Regions from separate parts of the Mus musculus genome. Here region 1 is linked to region 2. A link is a loop called in an ENCODE intact Hi-C map of the cell type or tissue named here. Cell type or tissue: left cerebral cortex. All regions are shown on one strand. Each heading gives the region's core, and the rest is flanking DNA. Links, peaks and the distances in the headings are about the cores only.

Region 1 (9,416 bases), core at 776-8,775, 54 kb after region 2:
CACCAGGCTCCCCCTGAATCTGCTTCCTAGTGCTGGGGCTTGTGCTTGTATAGCTATATCTGGCTTTTATTTTATGATATATTAGGGTAAAAAAAAACCCACAGTGACACTTTTTTTTAGAACATTTTTTTTCCCTCTACTCGATTACCTTATGGAATTCCGAATTTACAAAAACTTAAATATTGTATGGAAGAAATCTTCATTGAACTCACTAGCAAGCACAGACCGTGCCCCTAATACAGAGGCTCATTATCCAAATTGTTTTATCCTTCCCCCGCCAGGGACTTTGAGGAAGATAACGAAAACCCTGATTGGGTGTCAGAACTAAAGAAGCACGTAGGATACGGGGATGGACCTGGTGGACAACTCCTCGGAGAACGTGCCTGAGTCATGGCAAGACACTGGCGAGAGACACTGGCGAGAGACACTGATGGCTGGGAATGGAAGTGAGGACTGAGAAAATGTATATCGCAAGTTTACAAAGCAATCCAGAACCCTTGCGAGATTTCAACACAACGGAAGTCTAGCAGATGCTTCATGCCTTGTGTTCCGACAGAACGGAGATGCCATGCTCGTCTGCCGGCCACCATGTGTGTGACACTAGGAAATGACTTAACTCCTTTGATCCCAAATCTTCTCAACTATACAATGAGAGTAACAACGCCTACCTCATAGGAACACTCACGGCAACAGTTACAGCTGTCCAGTGCCTGTTATCCCCAATTACCATGTAACACTCTCACATTTCCTAAAGGTTTAAGGATCTAAATACATTAAGCTATGGCATAACCGTGTGTGCTGGTTTTCAATAATACCCAGTTTGGATATGCTTCAAGATGATTTCCAGTGATACTTACCAACTACCAGCTGCCTTTCAATGTTCCTTAGAGCATTTACAAAAGGGTCAGAGGTCAGGGGATCAGCCATGGGAGGAGTGGGTGGCTCCAGAGCTTGCCAGAAGATTGCAGTCCTGGTCTGGAGGCAGAGATCCAGCTGAAGAGATACGACCTGTGTCCCTAGAACGTGTTATTCAGTGAGGTGGGGCGCCATGCACATTACATGCAGGATGTTAGATCTCCACATTTAATGCTAGAAAACTTTAAAGAAGGGAGACTCTGTCCCCAAAGAAGAAACAGGTATAAACAGGTTTCTCCTCACCCCATATGGTCCAGTCATTTATCAGGACCTGATGACATGCCAGCTATAAGTAGCTTATAGTTAACCCCCCCCTCCCTTTTTATCAATGCTGGGGATCAAACCCAGGACCTTATGAATGTCAGGCAGGTTTTGTACCACAGCTACACCTCCGCCCATCTTTTGTTTATCCTAACATGCAATGGCTGCTGTGTAAATTCACACTCCACCTGGACATCTCCTTGAACTTAGTCACATAGTCAGGGTTAGTCTCCCATGGTCCCGAGGTTGTCTGTCTGTCTGTCCTTGCCATTTCTGAGGAGTGCTGGTTACGTATTTTGTTTTTATCCTCCATTTGGGTATGTCCAGCAATCTTCACAAAGGTAAGGTCTGTCCTCCTCATGTCCTGTCAAGGAGTACATGATGTCGCCGTGGCATGCCTCAGATGCTGCTTGCCCCAAGCAGTAGTAACTCAGTACCTCTTAGGCTTCCCTACCATCACAGGTACTAAACTTCCATGTCCCAGTCAGTTCACTGTCACTAACTCAGGCCACACTGAAGCTGAGAGGTGTTAAGTCCTACCACTGTTGGTCAAAAGTATAATGTTACACCGAGTCATGGGTTTGGCAGCTTCATTCTTTCCAGATGGTTCCTGTGTCCTTTTGTGATGTTCTTGCCCTTTTACTAACAAGATGAAGTAGGATCAACCTATACCTTCTCTGTTCCAGCCCCAGGATCAACCATTTTCCCCCCAAGAGGTCATGGTTCCTCTCACTGGGTTAAAAGCCAGTGTCTGGGTGTTGAGTGTGCTTGCCGAGTGTGCTGGTTGCTCGAGGGATATCTGCGCTGTCTACATATCCGTGTTCTGTGCATCCCCATGTGTATGTATTGAGTCAAGCACTGCCTCATACAGAAGTCACGGAGTAATTCAGGTGTCTCTTCTTGCTCTTTTTCTATGTCTGCTTTCCCTGATGGTGAGGAACATGGCTTGCGACCACCTGCTTGGTTGTTCAGACCAGTACACGTCCAGAGCAGTGTCCAAATCGTTCACCCTCAATGCTCTGAGGAACAAGTTAGCATCCAGAGTGCAGAGCTTGTGCGTGGCCTCTGTTGCTGTCATCACCCTTCCTAGGTCAGTCCCTTAAACATTGTCTCCACGCTCTCCCGATGATGTTACATGCTCAAGAAAGCATCCATCTCCATTAGTATTTCCAAGACACTCAACTTCCATAGACGTCACCCTCCGCGCCTCTGTCCGCTCTAATCGCCAGATACAGACATCACAGCCCATCAGACAAAGCAAACTTGAGATCACTTGTGTATCTTCCCGCTGAGAGTAAGTCAGATTGCGAATCCTCTTGAAAATCAGATGATTTCTATTTTAAACCAAACTTCCTTGTGTTTGCTTCTTTGGGTGAGATCTGCCAGCCCTGGTAGCTTTTTAAAAAGAAAGGGGATTGGGTGTAACACACATCTTTAGTTTCAGCAGGAGGCAGAGGCAGGCATCTGGACCTCTCTGAGTTCCAGGCCAACCAGGGGTACATACTGAAACCCTGTCTACAGGGGGGGAAACAACAACAACAACAACAACAACAACAACACTTCATCTGTTCTAAGAAGTCCACTGTTGCCCATGTGGAACCCATTAGATTTTTAAGGAATTAATTTCCAAGATAATTTGATTTTAAAATTTTATTTCAATCAGTAGCATACTACTATAAAACAAAACAAATGCTGTAGTCAGGAAATACTAATTTCCAGTTATACGATTCTTTCGGAACATGGGAATCAGTAAGAATTTCAAACATTAAGAGGATTACATTTTTATAAAATTCTGTCCCAGGAAGTAGAATGTAGATAAAAGAGGGGGAAAAAAAAGGTGTGATGTCCGCTTTTAGAGAAGTGAGCTTTTTTGTGGAGGGGGCTGGATAACGGGGGGGGGGGGGTATGAAATGGTTACGGGTTTTAGATTCCACTGGATATAGCTATCTTGCTGTGTGAGTACCACCCCGAAAGTTATATATTCCCACAGGTAACCTATTGCAACGTGACTCTCAGGAAATGCTAGGTTGCAGATCACTGGGCAGCACCTGGGGTTTGTTAGTGGACCCAGGTTCTTTTCTGACATACACCTTTCAGCAGTAATTAAGACCTCGCATGAGAGCTAGAGAGATGGCTCAGCAATTAGTAGCACTGACTGCTCTTCCAGAGGTCCTGAGTTCAATTCCCAGCAACCACATGGTGTCTCACAACCATCTGTAATGAGATCTGATGCCCTCTTCTGGTGTGTCTGAAGACAGCAACAGTGTGCTCATTTATGTAAAATTAGTAATTCTTTAAGAAAAAAAAAAAAGACCTTGCATGAGAAACATGCTTCCTCCTGGGAGTATGTTACAGCTGTACACTGCTTAGCATGCTGGGGACCTTAGGAAAGTTGCCCCTAACTCCGTGCGCAAAAGGCCACCCAGAAAACAGGTCCGAGGCTTTAAAAAAAAAAATGCTGTTCATAGAATTCTGGAAAATGGCCACCCCAGCACACTCCCTGGAACCCGAAGGCTGCAACAAGAATCTGACATATCTTCCACCCCGCAGTTTTGGGAAAGTTTGCCCTTGGAGTGATTTCTCCCATTCCCTACTCTCCACTACAAAACCTTCTCAGACTTTGTCCCGCCTCCTCCTGCATCCTCAGACACCAAGCTACAGGTTGCCAACTCTCAGACCAATAAAAGTGTGCTTGTCCCACCTCTGACTTATTTATTATAGAGCGGAGGAGCGGGAAGACCCGGGGTACCTGGAAATGAGCCCTGGGGTTCTCCTCTGCTCCCGCCCAGCACTCCGCCCACTTCCCCCTCTCTCTCCCCCGGGCGAGGGTGGCCCTGCCCCTGCGTCTGGGAGGCTTAGCGGCTGGAGCACCGATTCTTCCATGCTCACTGCTTAACGCCCGCCGAGCAGGTAAGCTGAGCCCAATGTGTTCATTTTTCCGGAGCTGTCGCGGGCCCCTCGAAGCTGAGGGGAGAGAAATGGGAATCTAGGCAGGAGTAAACAGGGCGGCAACTAGGAAGCCCCGCTCACTGGGCTGCGTCGGTTTCCATGACAACGCACAAGCTACAAAAGTTCTGAACTCTGGTCTCCCGCCCACATGCTGGCTGTTGCCCTACGCTGACAACTTAGAAGTCCCCGTCTTGAAATTATAGGAAAACAACCTATAGTTGACCACCCAAGGCTTTAGAAGTCTGCATTGTGCCTGAGGCAGGAGGGTGACAAACTCAAGGCCTACGTGAACAGCTTAGACCTGTTTCAATAATGGTTTCCCAAAAGAATAAGCTCAATAGTAGGATGCCTACCCTGCATGTATGCAGTCCTGGGTTCGCTTCCCAGTACAGCAAAAAAAAAAAAAAAAAAAAAAAAAAAAAAAAAAAACCTTTATGCCCTGACTGTGGCATAAAAGGGAAACAGGAAAGCAACCTACAATGGAGTGCGTAGTCCACCTGTAAACTCCTGGAGCCCGTTGCCAGGACAGTCACCTGACTGCGGTTGCTAGAACTCTGGATCTCCCACTGACTGCAGCCCTACAGCCAGCCAGTAGATGGGGTATTTTTCCAAATTGGAGCGCAATTCATTGGAGAATGCCCAGACCCAACCAAGCCTCGGTTTCTATTCCTAGGAAGTACTAGTTAATCCCTCTTAGATAGATGTGATAGTTTGGTTCTAGAGGTAGATAATTACGAATTAGGTTTTTCTTTACATAAGGTTTGCAGAGACGTTTTGGTGATTCCTTGTTGTGTGTGACCAACAACTTTTGGATGGCATAGGTAGTACCTAAGGCCCCAAGTACATCTTAAATACCACAACGTAGAACCCCAGACACCAACAGAGTTCCCTGGCTTCCCTGTAGAAGGCAGCACGTCCCCACTGAGACCCGAACTGTGCGTGCCTCGCCCTTAGACTTACCGCTTTTTAGACAACCACCCACCCCGGACAAGCGACATGTCTTTCTTTCAAACACAAATAATTTTCCATTTCAGACGCTAGAGAAGAAAGGCTTTGTGAGGTGGTGAATTGTCTAAGATCCCAGCGTGACCTTGGAATCCACCAAACTAAACCCCTTTCCGCAGCGTTACTTGTGGCCAGAAGGAAGTTCCTTAGGTGTGTCTGAAACGCTGGGTGGAAAGTTTTAACAAACAGCTCCTTTGCTTTTCATCCCTCTTCTGCCGGCTAGTTGTCTTGTGCAGTCAAGGTTTTATTCTTCATTTTAGGAAGTTCTGACGCCTGGAGCCATGGATAACTTTCACCTGATTAAGATCATTGGGGAAGGCACCTTTGGGAAGGTGTACTTGGCTAAAGATAAATCAGAAAGCAGTCACTGTGTCATAAAAGAAATCAGTTTGACAAAGGTAAAGTTAAGTTTGAATTTTAGATAACTTTAAGTGGTATATCTAGCTTTAAATTTTGTTTGTTTGTTTATTATGCATATATACACGTGTGCCTGTGTGAATTTATGGGCACCTTGTGACTGCAAGCACCTGCAGAGGCCAGGCAGCATTGGAAGCCCCAGAACTTAATTTACAGGCAGTTCCGAGTCACCTGATGGGTGCTAAGAACTGAACCTAGGCCTTCTGCTCCAACAGTGGGCACTGAGTCGTCCCTCCAGCCCCCCCCCCCCCATATTTTTCTATGTTTGTTTATTTATTTATCTTTACTTATTCACTTTATATCTTGCTCACTGCCCTCTTCCCGGTCACCACAGTCCTTCTCCTGTCCCCCTTCCTCTTCTCCTCTGAGCAGGCAGGCAGCCCCCATAATCTTGCTATAGCATGAAAGCAAATACCTTTTTCACAGTTGTGCATTTTCAGGTTCACCTGATGCTCTCTTCTTTCATCCCCTTGAAACCCTCCCAGGAACATGTATTGCATTCATTCTCTTGGCCTGCTCTCCTCCCACTGAACAAAGGACTTGTCTGCATGCCCTTTACCTAACTTCATGTTCTCATTTTCTTTCTGTAATACTTTGATAGCCCAGGGGGTTGCACTATTAGGAGGTGTGGCTTTGTTGGAGTAGATGTGGCCTTGTTGGAGTGGGTATGTCACTGTGAGTGTGGGCTTTATTAACCCCATCCTAGCTGCCTGGAAGCCAGTCTTCTCCTAGCAGTCTTCAGATGAAGAAGTAAAACTCTCAGCTCCTCCTGAACCTCCTAGATGCTGCCATGTTCCCGCCTTGATGGTAATGGCCTGAATCTTTGAACCTGTAAGCCTGCCTCAATTAAATGTTGTCCTTATAAGAGGTGCCTTGGTCATGGTGTCTGTTCATAGCAGTAAAACCCTAACTAAGACACCTTCCCTCTGCTGTCTCCCACACCCCCTATGCCCCCTGCCCCCCAGCTCCATCCATCTCTACCACCCTGGTAGCTACATTTTTCAGAGTAAATTTAAAATTTAAAAAGCATTTTGAGCCTGGCGGCAGAGGCAGGCAGATTTCTGAGTTCGAGGCTAGCCTGGTCTACAAAGTGAGTTCCAGGACAGCCAGGGCTACACAGAGAAACCCTGTCTGGAAAAAAAAACAAAAAAACAAAAAAACAAACCCAAAACAAAACAAAAAAAAGCATTTTGAAATCTGAAATTCGTGTTCTGATCATGTTATTTAGAATAAGTCATGTGACACTGGATCTTAGATTAGAACCTAGGATTGAGAATGTCAATTAAAAAATATTGGCTGAGCTGTTTCAGTGGTGGAGTGTGTATTTAATATGTATATACAACACACACACACACACACACACACACACACACACACACACAGAAGGAGGCTGTTAGGGAGAAAGGAGACAGGTAATCGAACACTCTGGAGGCTAAAGCAAGAGAACCATCAGTTCCCAGCTAGGCCAGCCTGAGTTACATAGAGAGGCACACCCCTTGCAGAGAGAGAGAGAGGGTGGGGGAGGGAGACAGAAATGGGGAATATGCATAGGCACCAAAACAATTAAAAAGTACTATTATTATATGACAAATAGAATAATAAATTGCAAAACTAAAATTAAATTGTAAGATTGTTTTCTTTTTACATTTATTCATTCACTTGCTGTGTGCATGTGCACACATGTGGATATGCCACACATGTGTGCATATGCATGCATGTGCGATACGCCACACATGTGGAGGTCAGAGGATAACTTGCGGGCATCGGTTCTTTCCATCCTTTGACCATGTGGGGTTCAGGGATTGAATTTAGCTCACTGGGTTTGGTGGCAAGTGCCTTTACCTGCCAAGCTCTCTTGCCGGCCACAAGAAACCAGCTTTGATTTTGTTTTGAGGCAGGATCTTCTATTGTAATTCAGAATCCTCCTGCCTCAGACTACTGAAGTCTGGAATTTTGCTTTTGTAGCATAGGACCATTTCTTCCTCAGCAGTGATTGCTTTTGGAATGTTAGGATTTAGGAAGAATTTCCTTATGCTGGAGGATAAAGTAAGTCACAGATACTTAGAGAATGATTAAAATATAGTTACACATTTATTTATAATTTGCATTTACTTATTTTTTTAAAAAAAGATTTATTTCTTTATTTTATGCACCATTGCTCTCTTCAGACACACCAGAAAAGGGCACCAGACCCAATTACGGAGGGTTGTGAGCCACCATGTGGTTGCTGGGAATTGAACTCTGGACCTCTGGAAGAGCCATCAGTGCTCTTAACCACTGAGCCAACTCTCCAGCCCTGTTTTGTTGCTTTGTCTTGAAATAGGACCTCACTATGTTGCTCAGGATGGTCTGTCTCCAGGTATCTGGGAATACAGTCCTGCATCAAGTGTAACCAGTTTCCAACTTTTAGTATGACATTTCCCCAGGGTTATTAATTTTCTTGACTATAATTATCACTGACAAACTAATGGATTTAATGAGGCACTGTGCTCATTCCATGGTGGCCCTGCCTTCAAGAGATAAGTTCTAAAAGTGACGTTAAAGCCAGTGGCATCTTGGGGGGTTTCAGACGGGAGTGAGCAGGACTCGTGCCTCTGTAAGCAAGTTACCTGTACAAAACATGCTGTCTCTCAGTGTACCTTTGATGCCCTTCCAGGAAAAAGAGGCCTCAAAGAACGAAGTGATTCTTCTGGCTAGGATGGAGCATCCCAATATCGTAACCTTCTTCAGCTCGTTTCAAGGTTAGACTTTTCTGTCACTAAGGCATCCTATTAAACTCAAAATCTTTAGAAAAGATGTGTCCCCAAGAGTTGTATATTTATTATTTTGTAAGTGTGTTCGTTTTCCTTTCTAGTTAAATGGTCTCTGTTTCCTGTCTGGTGAGGTTTGTCTTTTTAGATGAGGTCTTCCATGTCCCAGGCTGGTCTTGGGTTACTGTGTAGCTGAATTACACCCTGAGCTCTGAATAATGTTTAAAGGTGGTCCGGGAATAAAGTACCACACTTCTTTCTATCCACCCTTCCCATCTTTCTCTTCCTCGTCATTTGAGTTATTGTTGAAGTCCTTTGTCTAGCTGAATTCTCACCCTCAGACTTCCCCAAGCCCCTAGCCTTCAATAGCTCCCCAGGGTACATTTCTGCTAATGTGTGTGGCTCTTTATTTTTTTCTTCAGACAGGAAACTTAGGGGTGGGAATACAACTCAGTGGTAGAATAATTTGTGTAGCATGTATGAGCTCCCTCTCCCCCCCCCTCTCACACACACACAAACCTCAATTTAATGAATTTAGGGAGTTTTATATAGACTTTGGTCCTCTACATGTGGCAGATAGTAGCTGCTCAGTGTACAGCTGCTAGATGAGTGGATGAGCTGGACTATTTGAATAGACTGGAATATATGTCTATTCCGTGTGAGATGGGATTTAGAAGATTCATTTTACAATGGATACAGTTACACAGCTAAGACCACTCGAGTATAGATGACCTTTTTTGCCCCTGTACATTGCTTGGTAGCTTGTTGGTGCTTAAAGCACAGGCTTAGCCAAGGGCCTCGGAGCCTGGAGGCACCTGACTATGAGAACCTGTAACTACAAGCTTTGCTGGACCTACAACAGCTCATTTCCCGCTACAAGAACCATGGTCTGACGTCTGCTTCCATTTTCCTGCTAGCTGTTAGCTAGGGGCCACTCTCTACCAGGAGAGGTAAACCGTTGTGCTTGCTACATGGCCAGGAAATGGAGTGGAAATCTATACCCACTTCTGTCTCTAACCTCCAGACTCAGATGGCCGTAAATCATGCGATCAGGTCAGGCCCGCCCAGATAATCCTTTTGGTTTACTCAAAATTAACTGTCTAGTACGAAAGATGAGGT
Region 2 (9,416 bases), core at 415-8,414:
TACTGTCTAAGCCATCCTCTACAAGGCCCCTTGAACATAGTCAGACCTACTCTGACTTCGCTTTAAGCTTTTATGGTTTTGTCTCTCTTTTTTTTTTAATCTGATTTATTCTATCTAAAAGAATTTAACCTTTTATTGTCTCACTGATCCTGAGAAAGACTTAGAAAGAGCAAGAATCTTGAATGAGAGAACATTCTGTATAAATGAGAACAAACCGGCGGGTAGAGGACTCAGAGAGCTGAACTTCCAGGATTGTAGTTTTAGATGGTAAACTATTTTTATAGTCCCAGAAACGTGCAGCTATCTTAACCTTTACGTATGAATCACCTTGACCAAACAATTTAAACACTGTAAACATCCAGCTGGGCGTGGTGGTACACACCTTTAGGCAGAGGCTGGCAGGCTAGCCTGGTCTAGCAAGAGAGTTCCAGGATAGCCAGAGCTACGCAAAAAAACCCTGTATTGAAAAGAAACAAGCAAAAAATTAAATAACCATAACAAATAAATTTATCATTTGCTATAAGAAATTTTCCTAAAAGAGGTGTATGTATGTGTGTGTGTATCTGTTTTCCCCTGGGCTTCTACCCACTAAGTATAGCAACTTTCCCAAGCTACATAAGTCCCCCCCTGACCTCCCAGTTTTTCCCAGTCCTTATACACAATCTCTAGAAACCTTGAGGCCTCATGCAGTTGGGCCTGGATACTCAGGAGAGGGTACACTGGCCTTGCCTGTCTCCTCCTTGTAGGGATATTAACATTTAACAAGCCCAGCTGTGATTATTTTAATAGACACAGCTGGAGTTCTGAAGATGGCCATTGTCTAGCTAGAATGTATTATGCACCATCACTTTAATAAAGGAAAGTTGATTCCAAATTACACACATAGAGTAATGCAATAAATGAATACTACCTGTGAACAAGCATACCGTTAAGACATTAGGCCCTGTAAGTTTCTAGGCAAACCTTACAGAAAACCTAAGACAGCCTTTGTGACCTATATAGTATATAGAGGCTTAATTTCATGTGTCCATCCTCTAACAGAATGTGGCTGAGGGGGCTCTGTGTGCTGGAGTTATGATTGAGAGACCCTCCCCAGGTGTACGTTTCTCACTATCTGCTTTATTATAGGCACCTCTATACCATGAGCTAAGTAATAGTAGTAGCCTCTTTTGGGCATAATTTACCTTTTACCTGTCCTCAAGCACACAATGACTTTTTTCCTGGGCTGTTCTGTTCCTGTCACAGGGTCAGGGGCCAGCCTGAAATGGGCAGGCCAAATCTCACCTCCAGAGCTAGTTTGGGGCTTTTCCAACATTACCCATACCCAAAAGGTATTTGTTTCTCTGTAAGACAGAGGAAGCCGGTGATCTGTATACCCATAAGGAGTTTGTGGGTGTCTGTAGATGCGGACAGACACTGAGAAAACCTGAGTATGAATACATCAAATTACAGGTCTTGATTATACAGAATATAATGATTCTATGATGCAGGAAGAGCTTGGTTCCTCTGTGGGTTAAACCTCTAGTTTATTTTTCCCGTTTGGCTCTTTTAAGCTTACAGGTATTATAACCTATTAAACCATAAAAAACAGACATCGAAGGGACCTCAGGAAACTTTGTCAGTCCCCCCACCCCCATGTCTTTATAGCTGAAAAGTGGGAACAAAACCAAAAGAGTATCTAGGGTTGGTAAGGCAGACCACGGGTATAAGGCAGAGGAGTCAGTACCAAGAACAGAAAGACTGTCTCAGAGGAAGCAGGCTTGGAGATTCAGTGCAAAGAGTGAGTTAAGACCTTCAGTCTCCCTTTGGAGACCACAGCTTTACAGCACAGAAAAACTGGCTGGCCAGGATGCCTGGGTCTTGGCCAGTGTTTATCCCAGGCAGGGCTTGGTGGAGAAGACTATATGGGCCATTGGAGTAACCTGCCAAAGGAGCCTTTCCTTTCTTTTAAAAAACCCAGAGCCATTTTCTTGTTCTGAGCAAGAATCAAAACTCCTTCCTCTTTATGAAAGGAGGAGCCCTACGTTTTAATTGCACCTTTTGTGTCAGATGCACACACACACACCTCTCTCTACACAGTTGTTTCTGGAACCCTATATTGAAATGGTGTTCCCTGCAATTTTCACTCAATTAGGACATTTGATGCTATTTATTTATTTATTTATTTGTTTGGGAGGATGAACCTCAGAGCTTTGTATACGCTAGGCACACTCACGCATGCACTTGCGCACGCGTGTGCACACACACACACACACACACACACACAGAGAGAGAGAGAGAGAGAGAGAGAGAGAGAGAAGAGCCGAGCCAGCAGCTCTAATCTGGGAGCACAAAGGGAGCAGGCTTCAGGATGAAGGTGGAGTCTGGTTTATATGGCACAATCCAGCTGAACAGGCAGCTAATTTCTCAAAGAAAGTTCTTCCTCTGCGTGGGGGGGAAAAAGGGGGTCTCTGCAGGAGACTTCTCCTGGCTGCCAAACAGGCAGGACCTTCACTTAACTTTCAATCCAAGGTTACACCATTCCCCGCCACCGTTTTCTTAATGGGAAACCTTCTTGTCAGCTCTCCTAGGAAGCTTCCTTAGGGCTTGTTCTGAGCCCTCTCTCCCCTATGGGGTGGAGCCTGGTTGAGACCTGGGGGCCAGTCTTGCCATTTTACCTTATCCTGCTTCTTTCCTGTGAGCTTTTCTTGTCTCTGAATGAGCCTGGACCATTGATGAGAGTGGAGAGTTTGGAGTGCCCTCAGAGGAAGTACTGGAAACTGGTTGGGGGCACTCTTCGCAGGACTCCTCTCCAGCCATGTGAACGCTTTCGAGCAGCACAGAGGCACCAGCTCTGTAGGTCACACTGGGAGCCTCCATGTTATAGAAATCACCTGCTTTCGCAGAGAGGAGTTGCTCCACGCCTGACTTAGGGACTAATGGAGGAAATGCTCTTTTACAGCACTTGTCCAGCTCTGGCTGATGTCCAAGGAGACGTGGCTTTGAAGAGAAGATTTCAATAACTTACATACACTGGAGGCTAGAGTGTTTTATATATGCAGTCATTAAATCTGGTTCAGGTCTTGGCTCCAGGTTACACTTTGAGCAATTAAGAGACTATGAGTCTGGCCAGTTAGGCAGATGGGAGATTGATATAGCAAAGATATGGCTAGAGCTATTTAAGTACTTTTTTTTCATTTTCTCAAATAGTTGTTACTGAGGGTCCTCTTGCCCACCTGGCAGAATTACGTTTTTACTGATAAGAGCACAAGGTACTTTGTAGTAGACCAGGACTTTGTATGATTTAATGTCTCCTAAGCAAATCCATTAGCAAATACTTATGACATCAATTCTATTAATTTGAATTTCCTCTTCATCAATATTAATATAAAAACACTATCTCAGAATAATTTTTCCAAGAAAAATAACCTTTTACTCTGTCATAGTTGATGTTTTAACTAAAGTTGATTTTGTTGCTCTTTCCTCTCTAGAACAAAGAAAACAAAAACTCAAGGAATATCTGTTAATACGAAAAACAGTGTTTCCATACAAACAAGAAAATCAGATATCCAGGTGAGGTGAAGTTTAATTCAGTTCTGGAGAATTACATTAGAGTTGTGCACTAAGAACCTAACATGCACCCGATTTGTAATTTTTTTTTTAATTTTTTTTTTTTTTTTTTTTGGTTTTTTGAGACAGGGTCTCTCTGTGTAGCCCTGGCTGTCCTGGAACTCACTTTGTAGAACAGGCTAGCCTCGAACTCAGAAATCCACTTGCCTCTGCCTCCCGAGCACGCTGGGATTAAAGGCATGCGCTACCACACCCAGCTCATTTGTAATTTTTACTTCCTACTAACCACTTTTAACTTTAAAATGAAATGATTTTTAACACTTAACCCAGTTATGATTCCAGATATTATCATTTTCAACATGCGATATTTAAAAGTATTAAGAGGTCTGGAAATGTATTTTAGTAGTAGAATGCCTGCTACCCTTCAGCACCACAAAGAAAAAGTATTACGGCATTATACCCTCTCTTTTGGTATCCCGTCTTCAAAGTTGTGGTGTGAGTCAACACTTTGGGCCCATCTCGGTTTGTACCAGCAGCTGCTTGATGTAGGTGATGCACCTGATCATCGTTTTACACATATGTTTAGACTCTTAAAGGGAAGCAATTCATTTTTGTACACCTATTGTGTATGTGTATTCAAGGTACTGTACACATGTGCAGGCCAAAGTAGCCTTCAGGCTTGTGGGCTCTGTGAATCAAATTGTGGCAGTCATCTGCATCTACTGAGCCATCCCGGGTCCAAGAGGAAAGAGTTTTAGAGCAAAGTGTATGTATGTGTACTGAAATACTGACTTAGGAGATATGCTGTGCTGTCAACATCGGTGTTTGGTTTTGAATGCATTCAAACACTCAAGTTTCAAACTTGAGTTTCTTCTGTCCCCAAGTATAGATCATGGGTTGGTACCACTGCAGCTGAGATGGATAATTCCATGTGTCTTTCAGGCTACAGTGCCCAGTTGTTTGGTAAAACAGTAGCCTAGATGTTGCAGTAAAAGAATCTTTTAAGGCTTGGTGTGGTGTCACGTGCTTTTAATCCCAGCACTGAGCTGAAGCCGGAGGATCTGTGTACTTGAAAGGCAGCCTGGTCTACAGAGCTGATTTCTAAATAGAGACCCTGTCTCAACAAACAAAAGCAAAACTAAACAAAGAACCTTTCAGGTGTGACTAATACTTGAGTCAGTGACTTTTGAGGACATCAGGTGGCCCTCTGTGTGTGTAGATTTCATCAATAGAAAAGCAGTGTTTGGGGATATTAACTTTACTTTGTAGTTGGTAGGAATTAAAGTTTTATTAGTTATAGGAATAACAGATTTTGTCAGTTCTACCAAATAGCACTATATACACATTTTAGCATATGCTGAATTTGTGACTCTGTTTTGGAATTACTCAAGTGTCTAGATGACAATATTTTATTTCCTACCTTGATTTTTTTTAATTAAGCAATTTTTTTATTAGATATTTCTTCATTTACATTCCTACCTTGATTTTTGTACATAATTGGTATCATTTTGCTAAGGGTAGTCAGATATTATACTAGTCTATAGCTAAAAAAAAAGAAAATTGGGCTGAAATTTTTAAACCCACGTTTTTACTCCACTAACTATATTTTGCTTAGAATAACCAAATCTTAATTCATTTCTTGCTTTAATTTACAGTTAAAGATCCTGGGGCCTTGAATGACCTCAATAAATAATAAAATATTATTAGATATTCTCTTGCCTCTTCCCTGAAAGCACATTTCCTTTGTACAGAAATTTTTTTTTCTTTTAATTAATAGAGATCAGAAAATGATAACATCTGAGGATCGGGTCCAAGAAGGGAAAAAAGTTGTGAAACTCAAAACAGAAGTGGTAAGATACATGTCTAGCCCTCAGACCTTCCTGTACTCTTTATGAAGAAATGGATTCTGAGATAATGATTTCTTTTAACTCTTCTAGGCTGATAAAGAAAATATTGAAAGTACAGTTGAGAAAAACTGCATTCCATTAAAAGCTGGAGAAGTAACCAGCTCAGAAATACATAATTCAAAGGATAATGTTCAAGCTGTGCAGTTATTATCTACAAGAGATGATTTGCCAGGTCAGACTGTGACATTAGACCCGGCATGTCACCATAAAGACAATAAAAAGATGCAAATGACTGCAGAGAAGCCCAAACAAGACAGTAATGTGTCTAAAAAGCGAGTGCTTGGCTATTATCATGGCCAGATTGTTCAGTCTAAGATTAATTCATTTAGAAAGCTTCCCAGTGTCAAAGGCGAGAGTCTTACAACAACCAAGAAACTTCCCACTACTGTGTCTAAAGCCATGAAGGCTCAGAGTGAGCCTGCGAACACCGTCAGCGTAAAAGCCTCAACTACAGCTGCTGCCACCAAGTTTGCAGACGCTAAACCTGTGAGCACTGCGTCGAAGGACACACTTGTGCGACCACCTATCCGAAGCCTCCACAGTAGTTCCCACGGAGCTGCGAAACAGGGCCTCAGCAGGCCGCTTGCCAATGTTACAGTCAGAAAAGGGATGCTTGACAAGGAGTCACATCGATCAGAACCAGTTGTGTCCGTTGTCAAAGCCGGTTCTTCTCAGGCCCCATCAAGAAGCATAGCATCTAAAGATGCAGCCAGGACTGATTCGTCTAATACCAGACTGATGGTAAAGCCAAAAGATACTGACCAGCGCAGATACACGATTGCAGGAGCAAGTGTTCATAGATCAGCTCAGCTCAAGGACACCACCGCAGAGAGGAAGTGAGTGGATGAAGCTCACTTTGTTTGCCTAGTTTTCAGTAGAATACCATTTGTGGATTTACCTTTGTAACTTCCTTGAACGTATTAGAATTTCTTTAATTTATTATTTTCTGCCTCACAGGCAAATTTATGTATGGAACAAGAAGACCAAAAAGTTATGTGTTTAAGTGTGGTTTACTGGTTGCTTTTGATTTCAGCTGGACAATTAAGAACAGTTGAGAAATACTTATAATTTATTCGCTTAAAAACCTAATCTTGGCTTCTTTTGGGGGAGGTGTTATTTATTATTTTCTTTATATGCGTGAGAGCATTGGCTCCTCTGGAAGTGGAGTTACAGGTGGTTGTGAGCCTCTTGATGTTGGTGTAAGGAACCAAGCCTGGGTCCTTTGGCAAGAGCAGTAAGCACTCTTAACCTCTTAGCCGTCTCCCCAGTTCTAATATCTATCTATCTAATCTTGTTATGTTCAAGAGTTTCTCTGCAGACAGATCTGTTCCAGCAGTTTAGAACGATGGATAGACTTGAGGTTGTTGTGATTTGTGTATGGGTGGTTTATGTGTATGTATGTCTTTGTACCATGTGTGTTCCTGGTGCCCACGGAGGCCAGAAGAGGGCGCCAGATCCTCTGGACCTGGAGTTAGAAATGGTTGTAATGCACCATGTGGTGCTGGGAATCAAACCAGGGTCCTTTGGAAGAGTGGCTGGTGCGGCTGCGCTGTCTCTCCAGCCCAGATCTGAACTATATTTAATTATTCCACTTAGCAGGAAGTCGCCATCAAAATCTAAGTAATGTCTATGTGCTGTTTCTGGTTGTAGAGCTCAGATGACGGAGTGGAGAACTGGCAAAGGAAAGGGGCTAAAACGACCTCCTCATTCAGTAGTCACCCAGGCTGAGCCAAAGGGACAAAGTGAAAACCCAGTTGGGTCCTTTTGGACTACCATGGCAGAAGAAGATGAGCAGAGATTATTTACTGAAAAAGTAAACAAAACTATTTCTGAATGCCTGAACCTTATTAATGAGGTAGTCTTTTTTGTTTGTTTCTTTGCTTTTAATGTGTATGGCTGTTTTGTCTGTATTTATGTCCATGTGCATTCCTGGTGCCTGTAGAGGCTAGAAAATGGTGCTAGATCATCTGGAACTGGAGTTAAGGATGGTTGTGAGCCACCATGTGTGTGCTGGGAATTGAACCCAGATCCTCTGGAGGAACAGCTAGTGCTCTTAAATGCTGAGCCATTTCTCCAGCCCTCTTGGTAGAGCCCTTATCTTTATACATTCTATGATTTAGAAATGTTTTAAGGTTTGTTGTTGCTGTTATTTTACTTATGTGCTGAGATGTGTATGTGTGCCACACATGCTCAGATGGCAGCAGCGGCTGGAAGGTGTTGGGTCCACTGACTGTGGAGGTTATGGTCAGTTGAGAGCTGCCCAGCCTGGGTGGTAAAAACCACCAACTTGGATCCTGTGGTAGAACATCAAGTACTCTCGACTGCTGAGTCATGTTTCCAGATCCTTCTGTCAGCCTTTTATATTGCTCACTGTTCTTGACTATAGTCAGATTATTGTTTATAGTCTGTAGCTCACATTTTATTTCTTGGTATTTTAGGGATGCCCAAAAGAAGAAATTTTGGCTACATTGAATGACCTGATTCATAATATTCCAGATGCCAAAAAACTTGTTAAATATTGGATATGTCTTGTACGTATTGAACCAATCACAAGTCCTATTGAAAATATTATCTCAATCTATGAGAAGGCCATCCTGGCAGGGGCTCAGGTAAGATCAAAATGCACCGAGTTGTTTTGGAGCAGCACATCACTGTGCAGTTCGATCCGATTGTGATTTTATGTATGGTCCTGATGGCTATTTAAAGGAAACAAGAGGACTTGGTGGAGTTCAGTGGGAGAGCAGGGGAGATGGTAGCAGCAGAAACAGTGAAGGCTGCAAGGACTGCATTATGCTTTCCAACCTCCTAAAACTTTTCACCTGTGTACCGAGGGTTATAAGACTTTAGAAAATAAGCCGGGCGTGGTGGCGCACGCCTTTGATCCAGCACTCGGGAGGCAGAGGCAGGCGGATTTCTGAGTTCAAGGCCAGCCTGGTCTACAGAGTGAGTTCCAGGACAGCCAGGACTACACAGAGAAACCCTGTCTCGAAAAACCAAAAAAAAAAAAAAGACTTTAGAAAATAGATACCAGCTGAACTATAAATTTAATGAAACCGAGAATATTTTAGCACAAAATAACCTCCTATGCATGTCCCATAATGGAACAGAAAGGATATTACAAAAAGTAAACTATGGCCCTGGTGCAGTGATACAGAAGTGCGAGCCAAGGCTAAGGCAGAAATTGTAGCGTAAAGACAGAGATGATACCGAGGCAGAGACTTGGGAACAAGAAGCAAAATTAGCCACAAAATTGAAAATAGGATTGATTGTTCTAGAACTAAATTCTGAAACTAGGACTATGAACCAGGGCTTCTATTTTTAAATATTCTTATATTAGCAAGCATGGTGGCTTTGAGGAACATAGTGAATGCTTTTATCATCTATCAGGTAGTACAGTTTGAACAAGTGAAATATGTTGGGTTGACAAGCTCAAGATATTCAGAGAGATGGCTCAGCAGTTAAGAGCATGGATTGCTCTTCCAGAGAACCTGTGTTCAATTCCCAGCAACCGCATGGTTGCTTACAACCATCTATGTGATCTGATGACCTCTTCTGGCATGCAGGTGTACATGCAGAGTACTCATACATACATACATATAAATTAATTTTAAAAAGATATTCATGCCGGGCAGTGGTGGTGCATGCCTTTAATCTCAGCACTTGGGAGGCAGAGGCAGGAGGATTTCTGAGTTCGAGGCCAGCCTGGTCTGCAGAGTGAGTTCCAGGACAGCCAGGGCTACACAGAGAAACCCTGTCTTGAATAAAAAAAATAAAAAAATTAAAAAAAAAAAAGAAGGAGGAGGAGGAGAAGGGGAAAGGGAAGAAGAAGAAGACGAAGAAGAAGGAAGAAGAAGGAGGAGAAGGACAAAGAGGAGGAGGAGGGGAAGGGAAAGAAGAAGAAGAAGAGATATTCAAATATGAAGTTAATAGTGTGAGACACAAAATACAACTAGAACTTAA

What was found. A loop is a pair of places that touch in the nucleus more often than their neighbours do. Peaks named below come from ENCODE experiments on the same cell type or tissue, not always from the same donor. Only the 100,000 strongest peaks of a DNase experiment are listed, where the experiment ranks them.
Region 1: it touches region 2 in a loop (6-fold over the local background); 1 of 42 quality-filtered maps calls a loop at or near these places.

What each region holds. Positions count from the first base shown.
Region 1 is chr8:22,119,656-22,129,071 of GRCm38, reverse strand. Nek5 (NIMA (never in mitosis gene a)-related expressed kinase 5) reads left to right here and starts at 4,005. Exons shown (of 19, transcript NM_001347318.2): 1 at 4,005-4,086; 2 at 5,391-5,528; 3 at 8,204-8,288. The coding sequence starts at 5,412. Nek3 (NIMA (never in mitosis gene a)-related expressed kinase 3) reads left to right here. Exons shown (of 16, transcript NM_011848.4): 16 at 282-789. The coding sequence ends at 387. In left cerebral cortex, for the core only: a CTCF peak has its summit at 4,729; DNase peaks (open chromatin) are centred at 3,990, 4,203 and 4,700; H3K4me3 peaks cover 542 bases.
Region 2 is chr8:22,173,650-22,183,065 of GRCm38, reverse strand. It overlaps Ckap2 (cytoskeleton associated protein 2), which reads left to right. Exons shown (of 9, transcript NM_001004140.2): 2 at 3,471-3,552; 3 at 5,327-5,399; 4 at 5,487-6,292; 5 at 7,107-7,311; 6 at 7,895-8,065. Among named protein-coding and RNA genes, the nearest start is that of Ckap2, 7.5 kb to the left of the region's middle. In left cerebral cortex, for the core only: no CTCF peak of the experiment used is centred there; no DNase peak of the experiment used is centred there.